Regions from separate parts of the Homo sapiens genome. Here region 2 is linked to region 1. Evidence: chromatin loops called from intact Hi-C (ENCODE). Cell type or tissue: heart right ventricle. All regions are shown on one strand. Links, peaks and the distances in the headings refer to the core of each region. The heading gives the core; the rest is flanking DNA. Region 1 overlaps SH3PXD2A (SH3 and PX domains 2A). Region 2 overlaps SH3PXD2A (SH3 and PX domains 2A).

Region 1 (14,953 bases), core at 3,713-11,712:
TCATGGGGGCTGGGGTGGGGGACCGTCTTCCCTTTCCATCTTCCAGAGAAGACAAGGTCTGTCACAGCCCAGACTCAGTGGGGGAGGTGGGCAGCAGGCCTGAGCGCCTCGGCTTTGATCCCAGGCCACTCGCTGGCTTCTGCAGGCGGAGAGCCAGACCCATCTCCGGTCAGTTAGTGGTTGCTCTTCCAGACCACTGGCCCTGCACAGAAAGGATGTTCTTCATGGACACCTTTGATGAGCCTGGCACAGAGCAGCCATGGTGGTTTTGCCTCCTCACACGGAAGGATAATGGGATTTGCGCCCTTATGAAAGAGGCTCCAGCAAGGCCCTTGCCCCTTCCATCATGTGAGGACACAGCATTTGCCCCTTCTGCCATGGCAGGACACAGCTAGAGTGCGCCATCTGTGGGGAACCAGCCTTCACCAGACACCAAATCTGCTGACACCTTGATCTTGGACTTTACAGCCTCCAGAACTGTGAGCAATAAATTTCTGTTTTTAAGAAATTACCTAGTGTGGCCGGGCACGGTGGCTCACGCCTGTAATCCCAGCACTTTGGGAGCCCAAGGCGGGTGGATCACCTGAGGTCAGGACTTTGAAATCAGCCTGGCCAACATGGCAAAACCCCATTTCTGCTAAAAATACAAAAATTAGCCAGGCGTGGTGGCACGTGCCTGTAATCCCAGCTACTTGGGAGGCTGAGACAGGAGAATTGCTTGAACCCAGAAGGTGGAGGTTGCAGTGAGCCGAGATCGCACCACTGCACTCCAGCTGGGTGACAGAGCAAGACTCCATCTCAAAAAAAAAAAAAAAAAGAAAGAAAAAAAAAAAGAAAAAGAAATTACCTAGTGTAAGAAGGTACTCTGTTATAACAGCCTGAACAGACTAAGACGCTTGCTGTGTTTATTGTTGGCCCCTCCCACTAGAACACAGGCTCCAGGAGAGTATGAACTTGTCTTTGTTCTGTTCACAGCTGTATCCCCAGCACCCAGAACAGTGCATGTCCCAGAGCAGGGTCTCAGAGGGTCTCTGTTGGATGAATGATTGTTGTCATTCAGCCCTCACTATGGTCTTACATGGTAAGTACGACTGTGACATGATTTTACCAAGGAGCTGAAGGCTCAGGGACATGAAGCCACTCACCTGAAGTCACCCAACTGGCAGGTGCAGGGCCAAGATCCAAGCCAGGCTGGCTGGCCCCAGACCTACGGTTCTAACCACAGCCCTGACCCAACCCATCACTCAGCTCACACCCACTACGCCTTCCCAACCTCGTCAGCACCCGCTCCCCACCTCCACCCCAGCCAGAGTAGGTGGGTACCGGCCTCAGCCCCTTTGATGTTTTCCTTTGAGGATGGTGTGTGTCAGTCTGTTCAGGCTGCTGGAACAGAGTACCATAGCCTGGGTGGCTTATAAACAACAGAAATAAAATTCTCACAGTTCTTATGAAAGAGGCTGGGAAGTCCTAAACCAAGGCACCAGCAGATTCAGTGTCTGGTGAGGGCCTGCTTCTTGGTTCATAGTCATCTTTACCCTGGTGGACAGGGAAACAAGCTCTCTGGGTTCTCTTTTATAAGGCACTGATCTCATTCATGAGGCTAATGACCATAGCCTAATCAGCTCCTACTATATCACCTTGGGCGTTAGGATTTAACATATGAATTTAGGTGGGACACAAACATTTGGTCCCTAGCAGTGTGTTCTTGGAAAGTCAGCAGTTGAATAGGGGTGTATGTGCGTGTGTGTGTGTGTGTGTGTGTGTGTGTGTGTGTGTGTCCTGATTGGGGGGAGGGAGGGGAGCAGAAAGGGAAAGGAAGAGTGTTTGCCTTATTGTATTGGTCACCTCCTCTGTAGTCTACATCATGCTTATTTAAATATTCATTTAAATATTAGGCCACCCACGAAGGTGATGTTATTATCCCCATTTAGCAGATGGGGAAGCGAAGTTGCTAGCAGTTACCTGACTTCCCCAGGCCATGCAGCCAAGTGGGGAGGCAGGCCTTGGAGCCTGGGTGCAGTTCTGTTAGGCCCCTCCAGCCCCCCAGCCCCCAGCCCTTTGCCCTGCAGTCATAAGGGGTCAATGGGCAGGGGTGGGCAAGAGAAGCTTGATGTAGTTTCTTGGTCTCTCCTGTGTGAATTGCTGGGGAGCCATGTGACAGCTTGGGATGAGGAGACCCTTGGTCACCAAATCCCAAAGAAGGCAGATAAAGACATGCCCTTGGCCCCGTGCGGTGGCTTATGCCTGTAATCCCAGCACTTCAGGAGGTCAAGGCGGGAGGATTGCTTGAGCCCAGGAGTTTGAGACCAGCCTGAGCAACATAGTGAGACCCCCATCTCTACAAAAAAAAGAAAAAAGAAAAAAAATGAGCCAGGCATGGTGGCACACGCCTGTGGTCCCCGCTACTCAGGAGGCTGAGGCAGGAGGATTGCTTAAGCCCAGAGTTTGAGGTTACAGTGAACTATGATTGCACCACTGCACTCCAGCCTGGGCAACAGAGACAGACCCTGTATCTTAAAAAAAAAAAAAAGACACATGGAAGCCACACCAAGAGACACCCTCTGTAGCAGCTGAGATGACCCCACTGTGAGCATGACCTGCCTCCTGGCACAGTGTCCTGAGGCCACTTTACTGACTCAGCTCCCCCTTGCTTTGCTCTGCCTGATCTCCTGAGAATCCCTTGCTTCCACAGGCAAGGCCCCTCACCCCCAGATGCAGTCCTCCCATATGGTGTCAACAAGGGCAAACAGGAGCTAAAGGCAGGCCCAAACTGGCCCGGCAGGACTCACCACGTGGTCAACTGCGTGACCCAGAAATGCCTCTTTGTGTTCCATTTTAAATTCTCATCCAGTGGAAATAAGGAATCTAAAAGTCTTTGAAACGAACGCTAGGAACTCTGTCTGTAGATTCCCAGGAGGATGCAGTTCTGGTGGGAGAAAGATCTGGCCGTAGGGCCCCAGGATCCACCTTTGCATCTCTGCAGCCTCCTGGCCCAGTGGCCACGCCCTCATTCTTTTCTTAGCTTGTCGCCAGCCTCCATGCTCTGCCCCATGGTTCCCTCCACCAGGAGCACCCTCCTCTCCTCCCCACTCGCTCTGGAACTGCATCCTACTCTGTCTCCAGACTCAGCTTGGGCCCCTCCTCCAGAAAGCCCTCCCTAGAGCTGGCAACCTGGCAGCCTTGGGATCTGTTTATGGATCTCTCCCCACCAAGGAACCCACATCTCTGGACCCCCAGGACCTGGCACCTAGTAAGTGTTGGGTGATTGCCCAACTGTGCCAAAATAAAGCCAGGCTATTTAATAGAGTTATACATTGAACTGCCCACCTCGGGGAGCAGAGCCAGGAGGATTCTCAACCTCTCCGGAGTCAGGGGGCCAGGGGTCAGAGACCAGCTCTGCCACTTGCCTCAGGCAAGTTGCAAGGCCCTTGTGTGCCTCAGTTTCCTTTATCTGTAGAGTGGGAATCGTTGCTGCCTCCAAAGGCAGTTGCGAGGATGATGCTTTAGCACACATAAAGTGCCAAACAAACCTGGCACGGTGTCAGCACTGCCAAGGCCAGTGTTTGCTGTCCCCATCATGGTGGGATGGGGACATCCCGGGTGGAAGCGCACAGCAGCAGCAGGCCCACATCACTTCCCTCCACATACATACACACGTTCTCCACTTCTGGAGATGCAAGGCTGCCTTTGCAGCCTCAGGGCTGAGGTTGCAGCCTTCTTGACCACTGCTGGCAGTCCAAGCCTGTGGGCAGGGTGGGCACACATGCCTTTGGTGCACCCATATCACAGAGGGGAAAACTGAGGCCAGGGCTGAGCTGATCTGCCCTGCTCTTGTCACTCACTTAGTATCTTTCTTCTTGGGCCTCTTACCAGCCCACTGGCCTTACCAGCCCACCTCTTACCCACGATGGGACACATAGTGGGCCCACACAGTGGGTAGACAGTCACCTCCCACTTCCTGCTCTCACCCTGGGCTTATCCCTTCGGCTTGTTTCTTCCTGCTGAAGCCAGCCATGATCCTGGTTAAATTCTTGACATTGCATGGGAGGAGCAGATAGCCCTGCTAAACTGGTTTCTGTTCTTCAGCCCAGGGCCACAGAGCCACCCTCTGTTGTACAGTAGAACAATGCCCCAATGTTCCGAGGGACCTGGGGTGAGAGGAGGATGGACTGAGGCCAGGCCAGAACCATCCCTGCCTCAGCCTGCCCATCAGGGGCCCCCAACACTCCCCATGGGGCAGAGTCCACCCCCAGTGTCCCTGCCTCCTGCGGGGAACCCCAGGGCAGGCCAAAAGGGGAGGCCATCCTGCGGGAGGCCTGCCCCAGCCAGAGCACAGGTTTGGGAACTGGGCCGGGCTGGTTAAGGTGGTGCAGGGGCTGGCTTAGGACACTGAGGGAGGCTGCCAGGGAAGGAGGGCCAGGGCAGAGGCAGATGCTGCTTGGGGCCTGGGGTGGGAGGAGGTCAGACTCAAGAAAACACTCTCCTCTGCATGACTTTCTCATCCTCCCCTCCCATTTATATTTTGGGGATGGTTGTTTCATCTTGGACTGCATGGTAAAATTGTGGGGAGTCCAGTGAGGGGGACAGAGGTTGTTGCTGCCATTTGCCTGGGAGAAGCAGAGCCCAGGAGGACAGATGAACTCTGCCAGCCCTGCTTCAGGGTTCCCGTAGGAAGACGAGGGGCAAGGTGGTGTGTGTGGCAGTGCAGCTGGAATAGCACTGAGAATGTGGGGTGTCTCCTCCAGGAGCCCCACATCCCCAATCCCAGTCGAATGCCAGGTCTGGCCTGTTCGGGAAGGCAGGGCGACTGCTCGGCTTATGTCTGGCTGCCAGCCTCTTGAGTTAGAGTCCAGGCTTCCCTGCTCACCAGCAGCATTGCTGTGGGTTGACTGCGTGGCCTTCCATTCTCTGTAAGTCACCCGGAGTCACTGCTCCGGCACTGGGGAGAATGAATTGGGATGATGCGTGTGGATCACAAACTGGGCACTGAGTCATACACCCTCCTACTCCCTTCCTTTTCCTAGGAGGCAAATGGAAGGTTGTGGACAGAGCCCTGGAACCTCTCCACAGCAGCCTCCCTTCACTCTGCAGGTAGTTACTGAGTGCCAGCTGTATGCCAGGGACCGCGTAGGCTAATCACCTCAAGGGTCAAAGCTGAAATTGTGAATTGAGTTAAATTAACTGCAGTGGCAACTGTGGGGACACCCAGCTCTGCCTGTGAGCTTGAATGGCTCACTTCTCCTCTTCCAGTCTGTTTCCCCATCTGTGCAAGGCCCCCGTGGTACATGTGGCAAAATGATTGTGAGGTTCAAGGGAGCAAATGCGTAGAAAATGCCCCTATGTACTTAACCCATCACAAAAGCTCAGGAAATGGGATTTTCTGTTTTTCTTCTCCTTTCCTCCATTAGCCCAGGCCTGGGTACAGAGCAGCCACCCCAAAAAGGCTGGGGGAATGGAATTGGGTTGGCCGAGCTGAAGGTGAGAGCTGGGAGAGGAGCATCTCACCGCATCCCTCTCTGCTCTGGGAGTCCTGGCCAGGGCTGGTGCTGCCTGTGGAGCGAGGCTGCCCCTACCACCCTGCAGGCTGTTGGAAACTCCAGGGCATCCCAAGTCCCTGTCTCTCCTGGGGGATTGGGGTAGAAAGTCCACCCACACATGCCTGGCTGCATTCTGGTCAGACACCTATCATCAAGATGGCTCTGTGTGCTCTGTAAAGCCCTGCCACCACCCATCTGGCCAGGGACGTGGGCCACACTGTCCTTGCAGCCCCCTGCCACTGGCTGCTGCACAAATAGCCTCTTTATGTTGATGGGCAGGAGGGCCAGCTGGACCTTGGAGCTGTGGGAGGCTGAGGGAGGGAACAGAACGTTAGATAAATAAACCTTGTCCATCCCCTGCCATGCCCCCTTCAACCTGGGTGGGCAGGTGGCAGGAAAATGCCCACAGGAAGCTGTGTCCAACCCACTTGAAAGGGGCATTGGCCGTGGGGAACAAGGACTTCTGCAGGCTCAGCTGTCATGCTGGGTCGGCGAGCTGGAGGGAAGCAGATTCAAACACCCCCAGTCCAGCCCAGCTCATAGCGCACACGCCTGGGAGGCCCATGTCCAGGGAGAGAAGATGACTCTGTTTTCAGGCCTGGCACAGGATTTTCTTCAGGGTGGGGAGGAAGGTGGCAGGGAAGGGTATCCTGGTGCAGGAGTGTGTGGGGGTAGACTGGGTCCCCCATTAATTTCTTGGGCTTGTGCATTCTATGTTCTCTGAAACCTCAAGACCCCCATGTGCCCACTCTCTTACCCCCAAGGAAGGCCTACAGAGCCCTTTGGAGCCTCTGGCGGAAGGGGTAAGCCCTGGAAGAGCGCTGAGGCCTGCTTTGCTGTTATGTTGTGTTCAAGGTGGGTCTTGGTTCCCCTGTGGTTATCACTACCCTCCATGTTCCTAGTCCCTGGGTAGTTACCCCTCCATGGGGAGTTTAAGGCAGAACTGAACCTAGAACCTGGGTCTTCGGCCACTGGGACCAGCCTTCCTCTGTTGCATTCTTGTGGGAGGCGTGTGTTCATGCAAGTGTTTCTAGATCATCTCTATGTGAGGCCCGGGACTTCAGAAGTAGCTCAGTCCCCACTCTCGGGGCCCTGGTGGTCTAAGGGGGAGGATAGCATGGCATGGGCCTGGCTTGCTTCCACAGGAGGCAGCAGACCATTATAGGCTCTGGCAAACCCTGGCTCCTCCCCCACCTGCTGTGTGGCCTGGGAATTATTTAAACTCCCAAAACCTCAATGTCCTTGCCTATAAAACAGGGCTTATAACAGCTGCTGATAATGGGGAAGACAGAAAAAGAACAACTGATTGTAATAGGTGCAGGGCCTTGCGCAGCAACAAACCAGCCTGCTGAGGTGGTCAGGAAGGCCTCCCTGAGGAGGTGGCATTCAGGCTGAGACTAAAGCAAGAGCTCACTACTCAAGGAGAGTGGCAGAGGAGGGCATCCAGGCCAGAGGGAGTCCCTGAGATTGTGTTTCAAGGATTGAAAGAAATTTCATCTTCCGTGAGAGTAAGGGATTTTTGGCTAGGGCTAGGCCAAGAAGAGATAGGCCTGAGGCAGTCATTAACAATCGCTACACTTCAGCATCAGGTAAATGGGCAGAACCTAGGGGTCTCTGGGCTATCTCCTGGCTCTGACATTCTGAGGTCCTAGCAGAACCAGTTGGCTATTGCAGTGGTCCAAGCATGCAACAGTCAGGATCTAGAGAGGGGCTGGATGGCTGTGGGAATGGGAGATATTCATAGACATAGTCCGAGATGAAAGGGACAAGCATCCAGAGACCTTGTGACTCCTTCCCCTTCACAGGCTCTGTAAGTTGGATCTTGAGGGTGGTTGGAGTTTGGGCACGTCTGTAACTTTGGGTCACTTTGAAGCCCTCGGTTCATGAGATACATGTGTATCTGGCTCCACCCCATGGCCATATCGGATATTACAGCTCCCAGCGTCTGGCTGATGCTGTACTAAAGCCGTGCTGGACCCTTGAGCATGGTTTATCTTGTTTGAGCATCCGTACAATCCAGGGAGGCCCATGCTCCTTTCTGCAGATGAGGGACCTTAGGCTGAGACTGGTTGACTTACCTCTCAGCTAGGAAGTGTCAGAGGCTGGACTCATGCCATTGCCCTTCAGCTCCAAGTCCACACCCCACACGGGGGTGAGCTGAGGATGAAGTGAGAAGCACCTGACCCTTGGCTGGGGCAACTAGCTCCAAATTTCAGGATGGGACCCTTCATCAGACAGAAGGGCAGAATAACTGCATCAGGACGCCATGGTTGCCATGGTCACCACGGGGGCTGAAGGTAGAGTTGAAGGCATGTGCCACATTTGGGATCTTTTAAGGGGAACCCAGGTTTCCTGCTGGGCCACATCCCTGAAAAGGTACAAGGTTTGCTGAGACTGCCAAGTCTGGTCCAGGCCCCCCAGGGCAGCCTGTTGAGACCCTTCCCCCAGCCTCAGGAGCTCCAAGGAGGGGCTTCCTATCCCAGGAGGGTTCAGGCCTCTGAGGAGGGGTGCTGCCTGGCTGGTACAGGCTCCTCTGATGGAACAGACACAGGGAAACCGGTTCTAGAAGCACTCAGAAAACCAGGTTTCCCGCTCCCAAACCACAGACTGAGCCCTTGGCTTCCCACACCCTCTCTCATGAATGGCCCATTTGGTCATGGGTCCAGAGGGCACGCAGATGGCTACGTGCAAAACCCCACCCAGGACATGTGGCCCGGAGCATGGCTCAGTGGTCAGAGCCAGAGGGAGAGTTTCCCCCAGACAGCTTTACTGAGGTATAATTTACATGCTATAATATGTACTTGTTTTAAGTGTACAATTAATTCATTGATTACTAATACTTTTACAGTTGTGCAACCATCACCACAATCCAATTTTAGAGCAGTTCCATCTCCCTTAAAAGATCCCAGAGGGAGGTTTTGGGGTTATTTTCTTTCCTTTTTTTTTTTTTAATTTTGAGACAGGGTTTCTCTCCATTGCCCAGGCTGGAGCTCAGTGGCACAATCGTGGCTCACTGCAGCCTTGACGTCCCAGGCCACCTCAGCCCCCAAGTAGCTGGGACTGCAGGCACACACCACCATGGCAGGATAATTTTTTTATTTTTATTTTTTGTAGAGACGGGGTCTGGCTCTGTTGCCCCTGCTAGTCGCAAATTCTTGGCTTCAAACGATCCTCCCGCCTCGGCTTCCCAACGTGCCAGGATTAGAGGTGTGAGCTGCCATGCCTGGCCACCAGAGGGACATTTTATATTCTTCCAAACTCCAGGTTTTGGAGACCTGTTGGTATCCCTTCCCTCTGCTCCTGTGTGAGGGGAGGACATGCCTGTTCCCAGGGACTGAGTCTCTGCCCCACTTGCTGCTGCTGTCATTTCTGGGCCCTCTGGTAGTTCCAGCTGCTACGCTGCCCTTGCACAGATTGCTCAGTAGCCCGGGGACGAGGTCTGCCTGGCCCTCCCGGTGCAGCTCTGAGGTGGACTAACCACTGAGTTGGCGCCCAGGGTGAAGGGGGAGGGTGTTCATCTCAGTGGGCACGTTCCCTGCGTATTGATTCCAGTGGCCCAGCTGGGTGTTCACTTTGAACTTCATCCCCAACCCCAGGTAGTTACGTGCCCCAGGTCAGTGGGAAGGCCACCTCAAATGCAATGCTTACTTCCCCCCAAACTTCTTAGAAGGCCAGTAGGTGCAGGCAACAGGCCAAGAGGCTGCACCACAATGATGCCCAACTTTCTACCCAGGGAAATTCCAGGTGTTCTGGCAGCTCAGCTGTTTAGCAGAAAGTGCATGAGGAGCTGATTATCAGCTTGGCTTTTTATAATCATTTTTCCCTCTTGGGATGCTCCTGGGAAGGAAGGTGGCAGAGCTGTTAAGGGAGGTGGCCTTGGACTCACAGGTGTAACTTCAGATCCTGGTTCAGCCCCCCACCAGCTATGTGCCAGGTGGGGCAACCGTTTTTTATTATTATTTTTAGAGACAAGGTCTCTGTCTCTCTCCCAGTCCTGGAGTGCAGTGGCACCATCACAGCTCACTGTAGCTTCAAACTGCTGGGCTCAAGCAATCCTCCTGCCTCAGCCTCCCGAGTAACTAGGACTACTGGCACATGCCACCGTGCCCCACTATTTTTTAAATTTTTTGTAGACATTGGGTCTTGCTATGTTGTTGAGGCTGGTCTTGAACTCCTGGACTCAAGCCATCCTCCTGCCTTGGCCTCCCAGGCAATCTTTTAACCCCACCTAAACTCACCACTTACTCACCACACCTGGGCCTGCCATCCCCACCTCTCACCCCAATACTGGGACGTCTCACTTGTGGCATATACCACAGAGGTAATTAAATCCTTAACATCCGGCTTCCCTGAGAGGCTGCACACACCCTGAGGGCCGGGACATTACTGCCAGGCATCTACCATATCCCTCGTGCTAGCTGAAGGATGGACACAGTAAATGCAATAAATGGAGAGGATGACTGTCTGTGGGCCTTATGTTCCCCCAGGAGTAAAATAGGGACCATAGAAGTGGCAGCATAGGGTTACTATGAGGTCTAGAAAGCTAATAATAGCTCAATTACTGTATCTCACCATGTGATGACATTCTTCTAAGCGATTTACATTTTTTAAATTATTATTATTTTTTGAGATGGGGTCTCACTCTGTCACCCAGGTTGGAGTGCAATGGTGCGATCTCGACTCACTGCAACCTTCACCTCCCAGGCTCAAGCGATTCTCCTGCCTCAGCCTCCCAACTACAGGTGATGCCCAGCTAATTTTTTGTATTTTTGGCAAAGGCAGGGTTTTGCTATGTTGCCCAGGCTGGTCTCAAACTCCCGAGCTCAGGTGATCCACCCACCTTGGCCTCCCAAAGTGCTGGGATTACAGGTGTGAGCTACTGTGCCCAGAGGACTTTTTTTTTTTTTGAGATGGAGTCTTGCTCTGTCACCCAGGCTGGAGTGCAGTGGCATGATCTCAGCTCACTGCAACCTCCGCCTCCCGGGTCCAAGTGACTCTCCTGCCTCAGCCTCCCAAGTAGCTGGGATTACAGGTGTCCACCCCCATGCTCATATTTTTAGTAGAGACAAGGTTTTGCCATGTTGGTCACACTGGTCTCGAACTCCTGACCTCAGGTGATCCACCCACCTTGGCTTCCCAAAGTGCTGGGATTATAGGCATGAGCCACCTTGCCCGGCCAGCCTACATGTTTTAATTCTCTAATTTTTGCATCCATCCTATGAAGTGGGTATAGTTGTCATTTCCCCCTAGTTTGCAGATTAAGCCACTGAAGCACAGAGAGGTCATGTGACTTGCAACGCCAATAACTGGCAAATATGGGCTAGAACCTCTTACCTATCCTACCCCTCAATGAAGCTTGGCAAGGGCTTAGCATGCTGCCCAGCATGCAGTCTTAATGAATGGTACCAGTTGTTACTATTGTTGTTGCCGAAGGGGCTGTGCCAGAGGCTGGCTCATTAGCGCCCACAAAACACGACTCATCTCTCAGCTACGTGGGTTTGCAGTTTCTGGAGTCATCGGAGCAGCCTCTCCTTCCATCCTTGCTGTGTCCCAGTGAGAGGCAAGGTGGGAGGGTTTGCCCCTGGTCCCAGGCTTTGGAGCTCAGTTCCCCAGACATCATCCAGCCCAGCCTTTGCAGGTTGTGCAGTCCAGAGAAGGGAAATGGTTGCCTGAGGTCAGAGAAACTGGATTAGCACCAGGATTTTTGGCTCCAAGTCCAGTGCTCTTTCTGGCTCTCAGAACTTTCCCAGCCGATTTCAAGAGCAACCCCAGGCTTGGAGCATTTGGAGCATCCCTGGTGCGGTGCCTGGGAGGGTGCCTGGAGGCCTGAGTTGAGCCCTTGAGAAGATCCCAGTAGGAGCCTGGCTGATGGACAGGGAGAAGGGACTGGCTCCTCTGAATGGCTCAGAGGCAGGAGCTTGGCTGTGGCCAGGTCTGATTTAATTTGGCAGAGGCAGGCTGCAGCTTAGACCAGGCTGTGCCTGCAAGCCAGGGAATTGAAGGTTAATTGCCAGGGGCACCTCTTCCTGGCCCCCACCCCAAGCAGGAGAGGGCACCCATGAGCCTGTCACCTGGTCTGAGACCCCTGGAGAACTGCAGTGTTGCCTCAGGAGCCAGTGGATGGGGGACATGCATTATCCCCATGCTGGCCCCCTCATGTGCTGGGCACGGTGCTAGGTCCTGGCAGCCACGAGGATCTTAATAGGCACGAGCAGGGGACACTTTGTGCTGCCCAAGACAGGAAATAATTCAAGGAAATTCAGGCATCTTGGTTTGGAATTTCCCAGAAGCAGATCTGAGGCTGAGGATTGCGGCTCAAGCAGTTTGGAGGTGACACTAGAAGGCATCAGTAAGGTGACACAGGGCAGGGAAGACAAGGCTGCCAAGCGCAGTGTCAACGAGCTTCATCTCGCAGGGACTGGCACCTGGCTGCAGGCTGTTCCCTGGGGGCAGGGGTGCTGGGGCATTCATGCACCCCTTTTCCCTCCCTCCAGGCCATCCCCAGACATAGCCGGAGGGAGCTGTCCAAAAAGCCTGTGTTTCCTACTGTGCTTAGGGTGACTGCCTGGGGTTTCCTGGTGCCCTTCTCCTGGGGAGGCCTGGGCTCCAACCTCCCACTGAGGGAGCCACTGGTTGGTGCTGCAGGAACCAGAGGAAAGAGCCTGGCAGCCGCAGGGAAGGTCAGGAAGTCCCCACCACCACCCACCCCAGCTTGGGGACCCGAGCTGAGGCCCTTTGTCACTAGCTGAGTTTCTGTAACGAGTGTGGAGACAGGACTGTGATTCACTCAAGGCCTGAGGTCGGCGCCAACAAAGGTTATCAGGAAGGCCTGCAGGGAGGAGGCCAGGCTCATGTGTCCCTTGTTCCAGAAGAGCCAGATCAGGGTACCAGAGACAGTCATTGAGCTTAAGGAGGCCAGGCAGGTCCCACACAGGTGCTCAAGCCAGGAGCGCAGGAGGACACTGGAAAGGGAGAGAGACTGTGGGGGCTGTGGGTGTGCAGGGAAGGCTGCCAGGGAGCTGGGCCTCCAAGTGAACTTGGGTGCTGAGGGAGGGTTTGGAGGCAAAAGGAGAGGGAGACAGCCTGGGCCAGGGTGACCTTGAGTGCAGGCTTGGAGATTTCCCAGCAGAGGAGGGCAGGAGGGTAGGAAGGTAGAGAGAGACACACACAAAAGCTCACGATGGTTAGGAGTCAGCTGGCACTGGAGTCAAATCCCAGCTCTGCCACTGGGCTAGTGACTTAACTGACTATGCCTCAGCTTCCTCTTCTGGGACATGGGAGTAATGATAGCATCTTCTTCTTGGTGGGTGGCTACAAGGATTAACTGAAATAATGTACATGAAGTACAGTGAGCAGCTGGGCCGGGTGGTTCACACCTGTAATTCCAGCACTTTGGGAGGCTGAGGCAGGAGAATTGCTTGAGGCCAGGAGTTCAAGATGAGCCTAGGCAACATAGCAAGACCCTGTCTCTAAAAAAATGTTTTTTAATTTAAAAATATTGAAATACAGCCTGGCGCGGTGGCTCACGCCTATAATCCCAGCACCTTGGGAGGCTGAGGCAGGCAGATCACGAGGTCAGGAGTTCGAGACCAGCCTGCCCAACACAGTGAAACCCCTATCTCTACTAAAAATACAAAAATTAGCTGGGCATGGCTGGCGGGCATCTGTAATCCCAACTACTTGGAGGCTGAGGCAGGAGAATCACTTGAACCCGGAGGCGGAGGTTGCAGTGAGCCAAGATCGCACCTCTGCACTCCAGCTTGGGCAACAGAGCTAGACTCCATCTCAAAAAAAAAAAAAAATTGAAATATATAGTGCCATGGCTAGCACATAGTAAGCACCCAGGGAGTATCACTTCCTAGGTACAAGACTCTGTTTTCAGACTTTAGCCCTGTCAGGGAGAGGGGTGAAGGAGGCCATAGACACTGTAGTCCAACTGCCAGAGGAGAGAGACACACGTGAGGCAATAGTGCAGGACATTAGCAAGAGCATCCAGGCTCCACTGTGATGCCAGGGTGGTTTCCATGACAACCAAGGTGATGTCACAGAGGACGGAGCACAGGAGGCCGCGGGCTGCTGCCATTCCGTCCTCATAAATAGGCAGGAAATGTACTGTCTGCACTTGCTGACCCATCTGTGACAATCAGGGATGACCTCCTGGAGGAAGTGGCACTTCCACTGAGCTCTACTCGGGGGGGAAAGGAGGGGAGAGCAGAGATGCAGGGTCTGCCTATCCTGCCAGGCAGGGATTGAGAACAGGTGGAGGATGCTCGGGATGGTGTTAGCAGCGTCTGACCAGCCTCTTGAGACCATCCGGCAGCCCTGAGCTTGGTTACTGGTTGTCAGGGAATTCGTGCATTTATTCAGGAAACACGATTATAACCAGCCCTGTGCTGGGCCTGGCAAGACACACACAGTTCCTGCTCTCAGGGAGCCTACTGTTGAGGGGAAGAAATAGACAACAAACAAGGCAATGGCAAAAATATAAAGGCAATGGTGACAGCCACACAGGAAAATAATCCAGTGCTCTGCTAGAACAAGGTTTGGGGGGGTGCCAGAAAGTGTATTAGGCTGGGAGCTGGGGCCCAGGACAGCATTGGTCCGGCATCACTGCCCCCAGAACTTAAAAAACCTCTGCTGAGAGGAGGCTGTAAAACCAGCCCTGGTGAGGCCAGGCCATCCTCAGGCTCCTCCAGTCCAGCCACTGACCCACTGAGCAGCCACACCAGCGGCAGAACCACCAGGAGGCAGCCCAGGAAGCTTGACAGCTGCAGGTGCTCTAGAGGGGATGCTCCATCACCATCGGAAACCACAGTGCATCTCTTGAGCATGTGGTCATGGACGCTGTGACACTGTGACCCACTGTGCGGGTCACCAGCCAGGTTTCTTCCTGTTGGACATTCTCATGCCAGCCCTGAAGTTGTGACCTCCCTAAGGAAGAGTCTAGAACTCAGTGATGTCATTTGGGTATTTCTTTCTTTCTTTTTTTTTTTTTTTCTTTTTGAGACAGAGTCTTGCTCTGTCACCCAGGCTGGAGTGCAGTGGCACGATCTTGGCTCTCACTGCAACCTCCACCTCCCAGGTTCAAGCGATTCTCCTGCCTCAGCCTCCTGAGTAGCTGGGATTACTGGTGCACACCACCACACCCAGCTAATTTTTGTATTTTTAGTAGACAGGGTTTCACCATGTTGGCCAGGCTGGTCATTTGGGTATTTCTGACCCTGAGTCTTTGCCTTCGTTTTACCTTTCTCTTCACCACCTACTCCTCATTTAGCTTTTCTGTCTGGATTTTATGTGTCCTTCTTAGCCACAAGGTGGTAAATGAACAGTGTGGTGGTTAGGATTTGAGCACTAGACTGAGCCAGGTTGGCCTCCAATCCCATCTGTATCCCTCACAAGCTGTGTTACTTTGGGCA
Region 2 (14,953 bases), core at 2,591-10,590, 66 kb before region 1:
ACGGAGGGCAGGAGTCTTGGGCCAGCTCTTCCCCTTATCTGACTGGACAGAGGGTCCCCGGGTCTCATCTGTCTGTTCCATTGCCTAATCCCTGCCCACCCCCATGCTAGCTGTTCCTCTAAGGCCACACCTGCCCCATTGCTGTTCCTGCTAGAAATAGCTGAGCAGTGGGCAGGTGCCCAGGAAAGGGAGTGGCTCTTGCAGGGACAGGCTGGCCCCCAAGCTGTCAGCGATCCAGGTCAGGTAGGTGTCAGGAACAGGCTTGGGGCAGGGCTTTGCTGGCCCTTGAATATCTTCTATCAGTGAACAGCCGTTTTCTCTGGTCCAAGCCTTTGCCATCAACTGGAAGGAAGGGTTGGGGGTGAGCACCTGATCACATTTGTTGAGCACCTGCTAAGGGCAAGTGTTGGTGTTCAGAGTGGGGCTGAGGGGCTGGAGACAGATGCAACCCGAGCTGACCTGCAGACTGGTTACCCGTCTAAGCAGACACGCCTAGTAGGCTGCCGCTCCCAGGTGTCTCTGCGTGTAAGCCACACATGTGCCTCCACCTCAGTGTGTTCCAAACCCAGCTGCCATCTGGACCCCTCCCCACATCCTCCCCACTCCCTTCTCCTTTTCCCCCTTCTCCCCTTCCTTCCTCCTTCTTACTTCTCCTCCTCCTCCCCTTTCTTTTCCTCTTCTTCCTCCTCCACCCCAGCAGACCCATCCTCCTGCCTCCTCACTGCACCCCCCGAGTTTTTACTGGGACTGTCCTGCCCTCCAGCCAGCCGCTGCCAGTGCTTCTCTGTGCTGCAGCTTCTCTCCAGTGTTTATTTGTAATTAGGAATGTTTTCAATCCTATAGAAAATGATATCACAGGCATGAGAGGACCGACTGCCCAGATTTAACACGTGAATATTTTGCCACATTTGCTTCAGATATGTCTCTTTTAAATAAATAAAATGGTGCAGATAGAAGAGGTGTCTGGTCAATGCTACATTCCCTTCCTCCTGCCTTGGGTCTGCGTGTAGGAGTGGAACTGGAGGTGGAGAAGGGCTGGGGTTCAGGTAGGCTGGGAAGGCGCTCCAGGCACGGGCATCCACGTGGGCAAGGTGTGGGACAGGACCGCCTTGGGCATGCACAGAGGCTTGGGCGACCCCTGCTTCTGTGACCTCTTGGGGTCTGAAGTCCAGGGAGGGCGGGACCTGGAAAAGGGCAGGCCTGCACACAGGTGCCCCAGCAACCCCCGAGCAGCCAGCATCTTCTCTCCCTGCACTTCCTCCTCCTCCTGCATCTCATTCCAGGTGGGCAGCTCCCCTGTTTGAAAGGAGCCCATCACCTGGGTCAGCAGCTGGGCTGCCACCTGGAGAAGTAGCCTGCAGCTGGGCACCAGGGTGGGCTTGGAAGACAGCAAGCTTTGCGGGGGGACTTTTCCTGTTGCATTCCCAGGTCCCTGGCAGGAGGCAGTTTTTCCCCCAAGGAGAGCCTCATTAGAAGGGCTGGCAGCAGAGCCTGGGAAGCACAGGCTGCCCCGGGCGGCTCGCCTCACTGCGGGGGCTGCTTTACAAGGCTTCCCTGGCAACACTGCCCGAGGTTTATTTTTAGCTCTAGGGATTCCTCTCTTTTTCCATCTGGGCTCCACCTTGTTCTCCCCTTTTCCCACTGTGAAGGAACACTGGGAAGTCCTTGGCTTAAGGAGATTCCAAAAAGAAGTTATAGGAGACGTCTATGGGCAAAATAAATGCCTGACCTCAGTGACCAGGGAGGAAGCCATCCAAGCAGCAGATGCCAGCTTTGACACCTTCAGACCTGTACGGGGCACACCTGTGCCTGGGTCAGCTGCTATGTGCATCTAAGATGCCAAAAGGGATTCAAACCCGGTTGGGACCACCCCACACCTGGCCAGTCATGTCCCATATCCAGCCCAATAGCAAGTCAGCTCGTCCTCAGCTCATCTTCTCAGACTCTGCCCCCCAGAGACAGCCCGGATCTGCCCTCTTCCTCTGCATCGACTCTGCCCCCACCGTGGTCCAGCCCCGCATCAACCTGTCACCTGGGCAACTGAGACAGCCTCCTCAGGGGTCTCCACATTCTCACGGTCACCTCCTCCATAATCCAGTCTTCCCACGAATCAGAGCCCTCCTAAAACATAAACCCTATCCTGGCAGACCATGGCCTTGAACCTTTCTGAAGACTCCCTTTCTTTTTGGAATGAACTCCAAACTCCTTGCCTGCCCCCAGGCCCTGGGTGATGGCCCTGCCTGCCCTTCCAGACCCATCTCTGTCACCCTCCTGTCACTTGTTCTCAGCACCCCAGCTCGCTCGCTTCACCTGCTCCTTGGGCACCAAGCGCAGTGCTGCCACCAGGCCTTTGTCCTTGCTGTTCCCTCTGCCTGCAGTCCCTTCCCTCAGGTCCCCAAGGAGCTGACTCCTGGGCACTCAGCCTCAGCTCACATGGCACCTCTCATAGAATCAGAGAGCCCCCCCCCCCAAGGCATGCATTCATTTCATGTACTCTTGGTCACTTTGTCACATTCTACTGTCTTCAAAACACTTATTACAACCTGTTATTATCTTTTTTTTTTTTTTTTTTTTTTGGAGAGATGGAGTCTCCCAGTGTTGCTCAGGCTGAACTCCTGGGCTCAAGCCATCCTCCCACCTCAGCCTCCCAAAGTCTGGGATTACAGGGATGAGCCACCATGCCCAGCCCATTGTCTTCTTAACTGTTGTTTACTATGTCATTCCCCACCTCCCTCCCCTTCTCCCCAGAATGTGAGCTTTCAGAGAGCAGGATCTTGCCTGCTCCATAGCTTCTGTTTTCCCGATGCCTAGAACAGTACCTGCCATATAGTGTGTGCTTGGGAAATCATTGTTGAATGAATAAATGAATGCATAGTGAGCTGCCGCTGGTTATGAAGGAATGGGAGAGAGAGGCCTGCTGTCCTCCTCCTCCGCTTTAAAGGCAAGTTTTATTTAGCTCCCATTCCTCCTCTTGTGTGCCCATCTTTGCCTATGGGCTAGATTTACTATTGGGATCTGCTTGTTAAGGATTAGATGAAATCTTTATGGCAGAGAACAATGAGGACTTCTCAAATTTTCATGTGCACATGAACTACTTAGCAATCTTGCTAAAAGATTCTGATTCAGCAGGTCCGCCTGGGGTTTGAGATTGTGCTTTTCCATCAAGCTCTGAGATGATGTCAGTGCCACAGTCTGCCTTGAGTAGCACCGGCGTGGAACATTGGGAGGATATGTTTGAAGTCCCTCTTCTCCATTCCTCTCTTATTCTTCTTTCGGTCCCAGTGTGATCTTTCCCTTGTTAGGTCATAGCCCTTCGTGACCAGGTGGGGATCTGATCTGGTGAACTTGGGCTTTGTGAGGAGCCCTGTTGCAGCACTTCCCAGAGGCTGCCCAGGAATGGCGTGGGCTGCTTCAGAGAGGCGGTGGGTTCCCATCGTTGGTTCCTCTGAGCTTGAGGGTCATGTGTCAGGCATGCTGATGTCCCTGTGGCAAGGAGGAGGCTCCTCCCTGCAATTCAGCTTTGTGTCTCTGTGTGCTTTCTACAAGCTTGTGAAACCAGGATCTTGAGGTGTGGCCCATTCACCTAGAGTGACTTTCAGAGGCCATCTGGCAAGTCCTCCACCCTTCTCAGTCCTTCCGGGGGAAAGCATGGCATTCTAACCACTGTGCATGTGGGTTTGATAGATACAGCTGTGGGAGAGGAGTGATGGTTTAGTTCCAGCAATAGTTGAGTCATGCAGGGAATGTAATGCCTGACTTGATTGGATCTAAGGATAGAACCGCAGGAGGAATCTACATTTTCTATTGCCTTCCCTCTTTTAGTTTGTTTCAATAGACCTTGATTGAGCTCCTCTGTATGAGTCAGGGCAGGCTAACTGCTGTATAACAAACTCAGTGACTCAACATATTTATTTTCTGCACAGGTCCCAGACCTAAACAAGTCACTAGAGGGCTCTGCTCCAGGCAGTCATTCAGGAACTCAGACTCCCCCAGCTGGTGACCCCATCCTGCGTGGAGTTTTGCATCTAGCCAGCAGGCAAAGGAAGAGAGAATATGAAGGACTGCAGGGAGATTCTGTGGGTTATGCCAAAGGGAAGGGTACATTACCCTGCTCATGTGCCACTGGTCAGGATTTAGTTCCATGATTGTACCTCCCAGCAAGGGAGGCTGGGAAATGTATTCTAGTCATAGGTCCAGGTATGTGTTGGATACCATGATGGACAGTGGAAATATCAAGGCACAGACATGACTTTCAAGAAGCTCACAGGCTTTTGGAAGGAAACAGTTTCACAAGCAAATCATTAAGTCCAGTATGGTAAGCATAGTTCTAGAAGTGTGACCGATCTGCAGGAGTGATGGGGAGGAGGGAGCTGTGGAACAGCAGGTTACACCTGTGGAGACCTCAGGCAGGCCAGGCAGTGTGCAGGGACGGACAAGCAAGGGTGGCAGGGCGTGTGACTAGAGAGGTCAGTTGAGCAGAGGTCATGAATAGGCTTGTGTCCCACAGGCAGCAGAGAGCCAACAAAGGGTGTGAAGCCGAAGATGAAATCTGCAGAGTGGGGAGCAAGTTGCAGCAACATTAGAGACTGGTTCAAACTTAGCACTCTCCTTGCCTGGACCTGCAGAGAGGTTTCACATGTATCTTGGTTTCTCATGCCAGGAAATTTCTAACAGAGGAGGAAGGGGTGGCAGTGGGGAGGTGACTCTCCAAGTCACCTGGTGCAGGCAGTGCTTCTGGCTGGAGTTTGCTGCGCCTGCCTGACCTTTGAGGGTTCCACTCAGCAACACAGGGCCTGGATGGTGGCTTCCAGTGTCTTCAAGGATGCTTTCATTGCCCTCTCCTGAGTTCTAGGATGGCCCAGCCACTCTTATTTCCTGGGAAGGCCAAAGAGGCTGGTGCTGGTTCACAGCCCCAGGGCTCCATATTAACCAGGCAAGGCTACAGGGAGGAGCTGAACTCTGCCCGCTTGACCCCAGCCTTCTGCAGTAGCCTACTCTTTCGCTTTTCCTTTTGACAAGACTTTGGAGGAAGAAGGTTCTGAGACCTATGGGCACCTTGACCCATTTGGAATAGAGAAAAAAGTGGGGAATGGAGATGCTTGGGGAAGGGAAGGAGAAAGGCAAGGATGTTAGACTGTCATTTAGAAGTGTTCCGCTTGGCTTCCCTTTCCAGGAAGCCCATCAGGGTTGCACACTGGGGGCCTGCTCTGGAATCTCCTTGCCTTGAGCAGCAGCCTGGGCCCAGGCCCGCTGAGGGTCTGTTTTGGCTTCATCTTTGCCAAAAAGTGCTCTCTTTGTCCCAGATTTCAGTCTGAATTTGATCCCGTAGTGGCCAGGGCACTTGGGGTACCACAGTTCTAGGCCATTTGGAGGATGAGAAGAATCAAGAACAATTGGGGCTAGGGGTGTGGTTCAGCCGGGAAAAGGTTAAAGCCGTTTGCCTTCCTTCCCCTTCCCCCTTCTTCAGGGCCTCCTCCTATTTTGGATAGTCCTTGCAGTTTGTGTGAGAGAGAAAAGTGTCAGGCAGCTTTGGGGAGAATTTCAAAAACCTGTGAGTGGTCTCTGGCAAGGCTAGGGGATGGCTAGAGACCCCCAGGAGGAAACAGAGTGACCACAGCCAGGAACCTGCCAGAAAACACCTCAAATCTGGGCAGACTTCCTTCTCTGCGGAGTGTCACCACCGGCGCCCTGGGCTGGTGCCAGGATTCCTCTGGCTGGCTGTCTCACACACAGATGTTTCTTGCACCACTCTCCGTCCTCTGTACTGGCCAGATGTGTCTTCCTAGAATTCCACTTTCACAGTGTTCCTTCGCTGCTCAGCAGCCTCAGGGGCTCCCTATTGCCTGGAGGAGGAAGTCCGAGTTCTTCCTCTGTTTCAGATGACCCCTGCAGCCCTGCCCCTCACACTGCCCCATGTATACCCTCCCTGCTCCAGCACCAGGCTCCCCCAGCTCCCACACTTCCTAGGGACCAAAGGGAGGGAAGTTCACAAGCAGCCGGGGCTGGCACACGGGGGTATCAGGAGGATGCTGGGGTGTAGCTCCCATCCATAGTAAGAAGCCGGCCCCGCACGGCGCCTCATGCCAGGCGGGTGGATCGCTTGAGGTCAGGATTTCGAGACCAGCCCGGCCAACATGAGGAAACCCCGTCTCTACTAAAATACCAAAATTAGCTGGGCGTGGTGGCAGGTGCCTGTAATCCCAGCCACTCGGGAGGCTGAGGCAGGAGAATCGCTTGAACCTGGGAGGCAGAGATTGCAGTGAGCCGGGATCGTGTCAGTACACTCCAGCCTGGGCGACGGAGCAAGACTCCATCTCAAAAACAAAAACATAAACATAGTAAGAAGCCATGCCTCAGGTTCTGTGACTCCTGGGGAGACACTATTCCTTCTGCCAGGAGCCAGGCTCAGAGCTGGCCACTTGCAGAATCTCTTATCTGACTCCTTTTGTCACTAGCTCCCCAGGTGCTCTGCTGCCCTGGCCTCATGCTCTTCCCTCTTGGCCAAGGGGAGCTGAAGTCACCTGAGCTATCTGTGTTGGGACAAAGCTCAACAGCCTTAGGATGAGAAAGGGTGTGAAATTATAGGTGAAAAACCCAAAAGGCCTTACAGCTGTTGGAAGTTAGGGTTAGATGGGCTTGGCAGGTGGCCCTGAGCAGCTCCCTGAAAGCAGAAAGGGCTGGAGGAGGGCATCAGAGATCAGGGAAACACCACCGGAGTCTCTTTACCTTCAAACTGGCGACCCCATTCATCTAGCACTCACGGTAAGGCCAGCACACCTGCTCACCTGTATTCTCATTTCATCCGCACAGTGCCATGGGGCGCTGTTTCTACTCCCATTTTACAGATGAGAAAATGGGGTCACAAAGAGATTAAGTGACTTGGCCAAGGTCATGTAGCTAGGAAAGAATAAGCTGGAGTTCTGACTTCAGCCCTCAAGCATTCCACTACTGACTAGAACACTAATAATGGTAAAACAGTGCCAAGGGAGGTGCCTCCTTCTGGGGGTTTCCTCTGTGCCTGGCCTGTGTTAAAGCGCTCTACCTATTCATTTCCCCCCGCCTTTTTTTTCTGGAGACGGAGTCTCGCTCTATCGCCCAGGCTGGAGTGCAGTGGCACGATCTCGGTTCACTGCAAACTCCGCCTCCCGGATTCACGCCATTTCCTGCCTCAGCCTCCCGAGTAGCTGGGACTACAGGCATCCGCCACCGTGCCCAGCTAATTTTTTTTTTTAATTTTTAGTAGAGACGGGGTTTCACCATGTTAGCCAGGATGGTCTCGATCTCCTGACCTCGTGATCCTCCTGCCTCGGCTTTCCAAAGTGCTGGGATTACAGGCGTGAGTCACTGCGCCCAGCCCATTTTCCCTTTTTAACTTCAGCCACCATGGAGGGGAAAAACAGGCATGGTCCTATTTTACAGATGAGTAGACTGAGGCTCAGAGAAGTTATGTGGGAATGATGACTCCTGGCATTTGGCAGCACTTGCTTGCATCTTCTCCTTGGATCCTCACAACACGTGTGGAGACAGGCAGGTCCAGCATTTCACAGATAAGGCTGTGGTTACCCAGAGAGGCCAAGCCATTTGCCCCAGTTGCCCAGCAACTTCTTGCAGGCTAGAACTGGAATCCTCCTCTGTTGACTCCAACCTAGTGCTCTTTCTCTCCTGCACAAAGGCCATGGGTCAGCAGGTGGGGGTCTGTGGAATGAGGCCACTGGGGTAGGTTTGGGGACAGGCATCGGTACTTGGGCACCTTTTGGGCATCAGAGAGAGGCTTTCTGTGGCTTGAGGATTTCCCCTGGGATTGCATCCTCCAGCACATCTTTGCTTAATTCACCCTGTGTATATCTCACTGCAGGTGTCGGGCTATCCGCCCAGGCCTAGCATGTTAAATGTCACGTCCTGGCCAGCCCCCACCCACGGAATGAGCTGCTGGGAAAGCCAGAGGCCTCCTCCCCAACCCTGGCCCACGCACGCCAGCTGGGCAGCTCCCCTGGGGCCTCTAGATGCCCAGAGCCAAGCTGGCCCAGGCCAAGACGCCTCCCAGACCCATCCACCCCTCTCAGTCTCCCTGCCGCCTCCCTGACCTCAGGGTTGTAGTTTCCTAAGCACTTTCCCTGGCATGAGGGACGCAGCCTGGTGTCATAACAAGAGTAATGGTGACAGGGGTGATAAGAATAGCCGGTGTGTATGGAGCACTTACTCAGTGCCAGGCTCTGTGCCAAGCACTTTACCTACATTATCTCATTTAATCCTCTCACCCACCTGACCAGTCAGGTTTTGTCCCTGTTCCCATTTCACAGATGAGGAAACTGATTTGAATGCAGAGCTGCCTAGCTATTCACGATTTATTTTTCTTCACATTTTCTAAAATGTTGTGCAAGCACCACTGTGATTCAGGAAGAGACTCTTCATAGTATACGGACAGATATTTATCTTTTAATGGTTATGTTTTGTTTTAATGTGTTAATGGTATGGGTTGAAGTTTTTATGTATTCCTCCCAAAATTCATATATTGAAGTCCTAGCCTCTGGTACCTCAGAATGTGACCTTATTTGGGAACAGGGTCATCAAGATGTAATTAGTTGAGATCATCCGGGAGTAGGGTGGCTCCTAATCTAACATGACTGGTGTCCCTGTGAAAGGGGGAAATTTAGACAGACACACACGCAGGGAGAGCATCATGTGGAGATGAAGGCAGAGATCAAGGTTCTCCTTTTTACAAACCAAGGAATGCCATAGATGACTTACATCCCTGAAGCTAGGGGACAGGCATGGGACAGACCCTCTCTCACAGCCCTCAGAGGGAACCAACCTGCCCATACCTTGATATTGGACTTCTAGCCTCCAGGACTGTGAGACAATCAAACTCTGCTAAGACACCTAGTTTGTGGTACTTTGTTACAGTGGCCCTAGCAAACTAAATAGTTAGAATACACACACACACACACACACACACACACACACACAGACACACACACGCATGCACACACTTTTTTTTTTTTTTTTTTGAGACAGTGGTGTCTAGCTCTGTCACCCAGGCTGGAGTGCAGTGGCATGATCATGGCTCACTGCAGCCTCAACCTCCTGGGCTCAATTAATCCTCCCTCCCCAGTGTCCCAAGTAGCTGAGACCACAGGTGCACAGCACCACACCCAGCTAATTTTTAAATCTATATATTCTGTAGAGGTGGAGTCTCACCATGTTGCCCAGGCTGGTCTGAAACTCCTGGGCTTAAGCAATCCTCCTGCCTTGGCCTCCCAGAGTGCTGGAATTACAGGCATGAGCCACGGTGTCCGGCTATACACTTATGATTTGAAGACAGAGAAAGGGGCCATGAGCCAGATAATATAGGTGGCCTCTTGAAGCTAAAAAAGGCAAGGAAACAGATGCTCCCCTAGAGCCCAGGGATGGAAATGGCTCTGCTTTCCCCAACCCAGATGCTGTAGACAGCAGCTTAGTGAGTGTGTGTTATTATCGAGCAGGCATCTGAGACCTCCCACCTGCCAGTCCCCATCCCAGAGACTCCAGCCACATGTAGTGCCGTCCTTGAGCTGGGTTCTGAAAATGACTTCTCCATCTCGTCACACTGCTGGTGATGCTTTAGGGCACCCTAATTACCCCTGAGAGTGGCACATCAGGCATCTGCCCTCATCCAGCCCTGGTGCCAGCTGTGTGGTCATCCTCAAGTCGCTGGAATAAATGATCAGGAGCCTCCACCCCGGATCCCAGCACTTTCTCTGACATACGGCAGCATTTCATGGAATCCGTGAGCAAGGCAAATCACTCCCATCCCACTGCTTCCTGTAGCAATCCTGACAGGCCCACTGCCGAGCATAAGTCCCTGCCATTCCTCCCCCTGGAAGGCCTTCCTCCCATTTCCCAGCTCTCTATTCAAGGCCTGGCTCTGATGTCTCTTCTGAGACATCCTTTTGCTCACTCCAGCCACACTGATCTTGTCCTTTCCTAAACTCCCATCGCCTGGCTTTTCATACCACTCAGCAGGTTGACACCCACTTAATGCTGCTAGTTAAGTCCCTTGTACCCATGTGGGTGTCCCAGCTCCCACTCGGATCACAGACCATGACTGACACTCCTGAAACCTGCTGATGTGGTAAAGGCCTGGTTGGGAAGGGACTTGAAGTAGTGAAGGCTTGCATGTTTTCCAGAAAATGGTCAAAGAAGACTTCTTTGACTTGTTAAGGAACTTTAGAACCTGGAATGGGCTCCCTGTCAAAGTTGGGGTGTGTTCTAGCACCGTGCTTCCTCAGCGTGGCATGAGCCATGTCCCAGCTAAAAGCATCCCAACTCCTTGCCAGGGTGGACAGGTCCTCTCTCTCTCCTCTCGCTCTCTCCCTGGCTGTTCCTTCAGGCCTATCTGGGGGGCCACTAGTATGGAAATGGTAGAAGAGTCACTTAACTTGAATATAGATCATTAGAAATGATCAAATCTGCATAACACTCCAGGCGTCCAGCTGGGACACCGGAAGGGCGGCACTTTAGCAGCAAGGACCTAAGTAAGACCCTAAAGTAAGGCCTACTGTAAACTCACCCTAATCAAACCCAAGAATAAGTCCTAACAATATCCACAGAGGAGACAGAATTTGGAGGTTGAGTCACATCAAGTTAGAGGTACTTGGAAAATACCTAGGACTTTCCATAGATCCCCCCTAAGAAAGCATAAAACTCTGCCTACGTAAGTTTGAGGTGATTAACCATTACTTGAATTGGCTACTAGAACAAAAATCAACACTTTTCAGAGAAAAATAACAGAATCCAGAGTCTCTACAGCATATTAGCCACAATGACAAGTATAAAATGAAACATTACTAAGTGGTCAAAGAAATAAGAAAATATGACCCATAGGTGTAAAAAAGTACTAGAAACTAACACAGAGATGGCCCAGATGTTGAACGACTTTCAAACAGTTAAATAACTAAAGGAAAATATGGATTTAATGATTAAGCAGATAGTAGAGAAATGGAAACTATAAAAAATAGAGTCAAATAGAAATTTTGAAACTTAAAAGTGCCATAATTGAAATGAAAATTTCACTGGATGAGCTTAACCGCTAGTATGGAAATGGCAGAAGGATCACTTAACTTGAATATAGATCATTAGAAATGATCCAATCCGTATAACAGAGAAAACAGAATGAAGAAACACACGCACAGTCCCAGAAACATGTAGTACAATATGCAGTCTTCTGACTTACATGTAACAATAGTCCCAGAAATAGAAGAAAATTATAATGGAGTAGAAACAAAACTTTTTTTTAAATGGCCACAAATTTTCCAAATATTGTGAAAATTATCAACTTACAGATTCAAGAAGCCCTGTGAACTCCCAAAGAGAATAAATATAAAGAAAATGGCTAGGCATGATGGTTCATGCCTGTAATCCCAGCACTTTGGGAGGCCAGGACAGGAGGACCACTTGAGGCCAGGAGTTCAAGATCAGCCAGGGCAACATAGTGAGACCCTGTCTCTAAAAGAAAAAAAGACAATTAACTGGGTGGTGCACACCTGTAATCCCAGCTACTCAGGAGGCTGAAGTGGGAGGATCACTTGAGCCCAGAAAGTCAAGGCTGCAGTGAGCTGGGATTGTGCCACTGCACTCCAGCCTAGGAAACAAAAGCTCGACCCTGTCTCAAAGAAAGAAAAGAAGGCTGGGCACAGTAGCTCACACCTGTAATCCCAGTACTTTGGGAGGCTGAGGCAGGCAGATCACTTGAGCTCAGGAATTCAAGACCAGCCTGACCAACATGGTGAAACCCCGTCTCTACTAAAAATACAAAATATTAGCCGGGCATGGTGGCACACACCTGTAATCCCAGCTACTCAAGAGGCTGAGGCAGAAGAATCGCTTGAACCTGGGAGGAGGGGGTTGCAGTGAGCCGAGATTGCACCACTGCACTGCAGCCTGGGCAACAGAGCGAGACTCCGTCTCAAAAAAAAAAAAAAGAAAGAAAGAAAAGAGAAGAAAAACCACACTTATCATTATTGTCCCTCTCTTCTTCTGTGATGCTCGCTGATGTGTCCCCTGCATGTAACACAGGGGACTGCTTAGTCCTCAGCTAAGTAGAATGAACAAATGAATTCTGAGGTTTCCCGCAATCTTGCATGGTCCCCACAGAGACTGGGTGGCCTTGTCTCTTTTTTTCTCTTTTTTTTTTTTTTTTTGAGACAGAGTTTCACTCTTGACACACAGGCTGGAGTGCAATGGTGAGATCTCAGCTCACTGCAACCCCCGCCTGCCAGGCTCAAGCGATTCACCTGCCTCAGCCTCCTGAGTAGCTGCGATTATAGGCGCCCGCCACCACGCCCAGCTAATTTTTGTATTTTCAGTAGAGATAGGGTTTCACCATGTGGTCAGGTTGGTCTCGAACCCCTGACCTCAGGTGATCCACCCCGCCTTGGCCTTCCAAAGTGCCGGGATTACAGGCGTGAGCCACCGCGCCCGGCTGTCCTTGTCTCTTTTTAAGGGGAATTTCTGGGTCAGGAAAGCCACCAGCTTTTTGTAGTAATGCACCCTTTTTTCTTGAGCTAGATAGAAAGGGCACAAGGATGAAGGTTTGAGGATTGGGGCCTGAAAGCTTGAGTCTCTGGGAGCTCCACCCTCTGGGAGGGGCGAGGAGCCGGCCTCTTGGGTTACAGATGTGCCCCAGCTGGGCTCGCCCGTCCTCCCCTCTCCCCTGCGTGGATTGCTGCGGAGCCCTGCCCTGGGAGAGCTGCCGAATCAGCTTTCTCTGGCTGGAGCCAGCGCGTGGAGCCCAGCTGTCCCCTATCTCTCACACGATCCACCCTTTAGATAAACAGCCTGGCCGCCTCCACACACTGCGAGGTTCTGATGTGGTTGCGAGGGGCTCCATTAGCCAAATGCCTCTCACTCCAGCCAGGACTCTGGCGATGGGCCCTGCTTTTCCTCCAGCCTGAGTCAGGCCCGTGCTGGAGTGACAGGAGAATCTGCTTCCTGCCTGCAAAGGTGGTCCCGGAGAACTCTCTGCTGGGCGGGGCCTTCCTGCCTCACCGCCCCCGCGCCCAGCCTTCTTCCTCCCAGAGGGCGGGGCAGCAGGTTCAGGAGACAGCCCCGCTCAGCCCCGATTGTTTTATCTGTGGAAACTAGCCCTGCAAATTGGGTACTGACCAGGTTAGAGCCCGCTTTGCAGCCTGCCTGGCCCTCTAGGAGGGGTGACATTTGAACTGTCTCTCACCGCCCGCCGATCTGACGTATTGAGGGCCAAGATGCTGAACTGTGCAGCTTTGCAAGTACAAGCCCCACACAGAATGAACTCTTACTTGGTTTGCTCTGGAGTCTGAGCCCAGAGATTTGCTTTCGTTGAAAGCTGACCTGTGGGCAGAAAAGGTGTCCCTGGCAGCTGGTTAGCTGTGCTTCCGTTTTCCGCGGCCAGTGGTCCATGGGGGTGGGGGATGACTGACGGAGAGCAGCTCCGGGGCTCTGCTGGTTTATCCTGGTGGTGGGATTAGGTGACAGGTGTGGCTGGGCTCAGCACCTGAGGTCCTGCCCAGACCTGCTGAATCAGAACTTGCCAAGAGCTGCAGATGCATGTTGAAGGTTGTGAAGCCTGGCTCCTTGATGTGAAGGCTGCAGGGTATGTGTGTGTCTGTGTGTGTGTGTGTGTGTGTGTGTGTGTGTGTGTGTGTGTGTTGTTTTGACGGAGTCTCGCTCTGTTGCCCAGGCTGGAGTGCAGTGGCACGATCTTGGCTCACAGCAGCTTCCGCCTCCGAGGTTCAAGCGATTCTCCTGCCTCAGCTGGGACTACAGATGTGCACCACCATGCCCACCTAATTTTTGTACTTTTTTTTAGTAGAGATGGGGTTTCGCAGGCTGGTCTGTGAACTCCTAGCCTCAAGCAGTCCTCCTGCCTTGTCCTCCCAAAGTGCTGGGATTATAGGCGTGAGCTACTGCGCCTGGCCATGAGGCTACAGTTTAACTTATTTCTAGCACCTAAGGCAGAGCCTGACATGGAGAAGGCATACAGAAACGGTTCTTGGGGGAAAGGAATGAATGCATGAGTCCTGCCTGCCCCTGCCCACTCCCCACAGCATCACATTCCCTCTGCACTGTGAGAATCTCAGACTCTTAGGTCTGAAAGAGATGGAGGAGTCGGAGAACATATGCATGTCAGAGCTGGGGAAAAAATGTCAAGTTTTGGTAGCCTAACTCCCTTAAGCCCCAGAGAGATATAGCACCTTGGGTGAGGTCTCACCACTTGTGGTGGAATAGCGGGTCACCTTGTTTCAGGAGACAGGTGGTTGAGATAAGGACAAAGCGTTCCATACCTGGGCGCGTGTTGCTGGGCCCACCTCTCTCCTCAGACATCTCTGTACCTCTTCATCAGAAACCTATGGAGTCATTTCTCAGAGGCCCCAATGACATGTTAGTTATCCATTTATGAATTCTCATTCTTCTTATGGAAAAGATTTAAGGTACTTATAAATATGCATAGAATACAACAAGATAAAAAGTAAAAAGAAATGCATTGTTATTAAGGAAGTGTGCGTAGACATGTGAACAAGGGGATTCACGACAGTGCTATATATAGTAGTGAGAAGTCAGAAACAACCTAAATATCCAACAGTAGGGGAGTGGGTAAATACACTATGGCAGCAATATCCCACCACCAGGATAAGCCAGCAGAGCCCCGGAGCTGGTCCCCCTGTCAGTCATCCCCCACCCCCATGGACCACTGGCCACGGAAAATGGAAGCACAGCTAACCAGCTGCCAGGGACACCTTTTCTGCCCACAGGTCAGCTTTCAACGAAAGCAAATCTCTGAGCTCAGACTCCAGAGCAAACCAAGTAAGAGTTCATTCTGTGTGGCACTTGTAGCTGGCAATATCCAGACATTGAAATTCTGTGTCCTGATTGAGAATGCTGACGTGTCCTGGGCACAGTGGCTCACACCTGTAATGTCAGTGCTTTGGGAGGCCAA

What was found. Hi-C counts contacts between places; a loop is a spot of excess contacts. Peaks named below come from ENCODE experiments on the same cell type or tissue, not always from the same donor. Only the 100,000 strongest peaks of a DNase experiment are listed, where the experiment ranks them.
Region 2: a loop joins it to region 1, with 2.0 times the contacts of the local background. A loop is called at or near these places in 20 of 110 quality-filtered maps.

The regions. Positions count from the first base shown.
Region 1 is chr10:103,705,586-103,720,538 of GRCh38, reverse strand. All of the region lies in intron 5 of SH3PXD2A (SH3 and PX domains 2A), which reads left to right. Among named protein-coding and RNA genes, the nearest start is that of SH3PXD2A-AS1, 34 kb to the left of the region's middle. RefSeq lists enhancers at 10,904-11,882, 11,883-12,862. In heart right ventricle, for the core only: CTCF peaks have their summits at 4,124 and 7,456; a DNase peak (open chromatin) is centred at 7,458.
Region 2 is chr10:103,770,451-103,785,403 of GRCh38, reverse strand. The region is part of intron 2 of SH3PXD2A (SH3 and PX domains 2A); the gene reads left to right. Among named protein-coding and RNA genes, the nearest start is that of SH3PXD2A-AS1, 31 kb to the right of the region's middle. RefSeq lists enhancers at 1-369, 5,444-5,943, 13,092-14,062. In heart right ventricle, for the core only: a CTCF peak has its summit at 3,942 (motif pointing right); DNase peaks (open chromatin) are centred at 5,703 and 7,943; H3K27ac peaks cover 2,348 bases.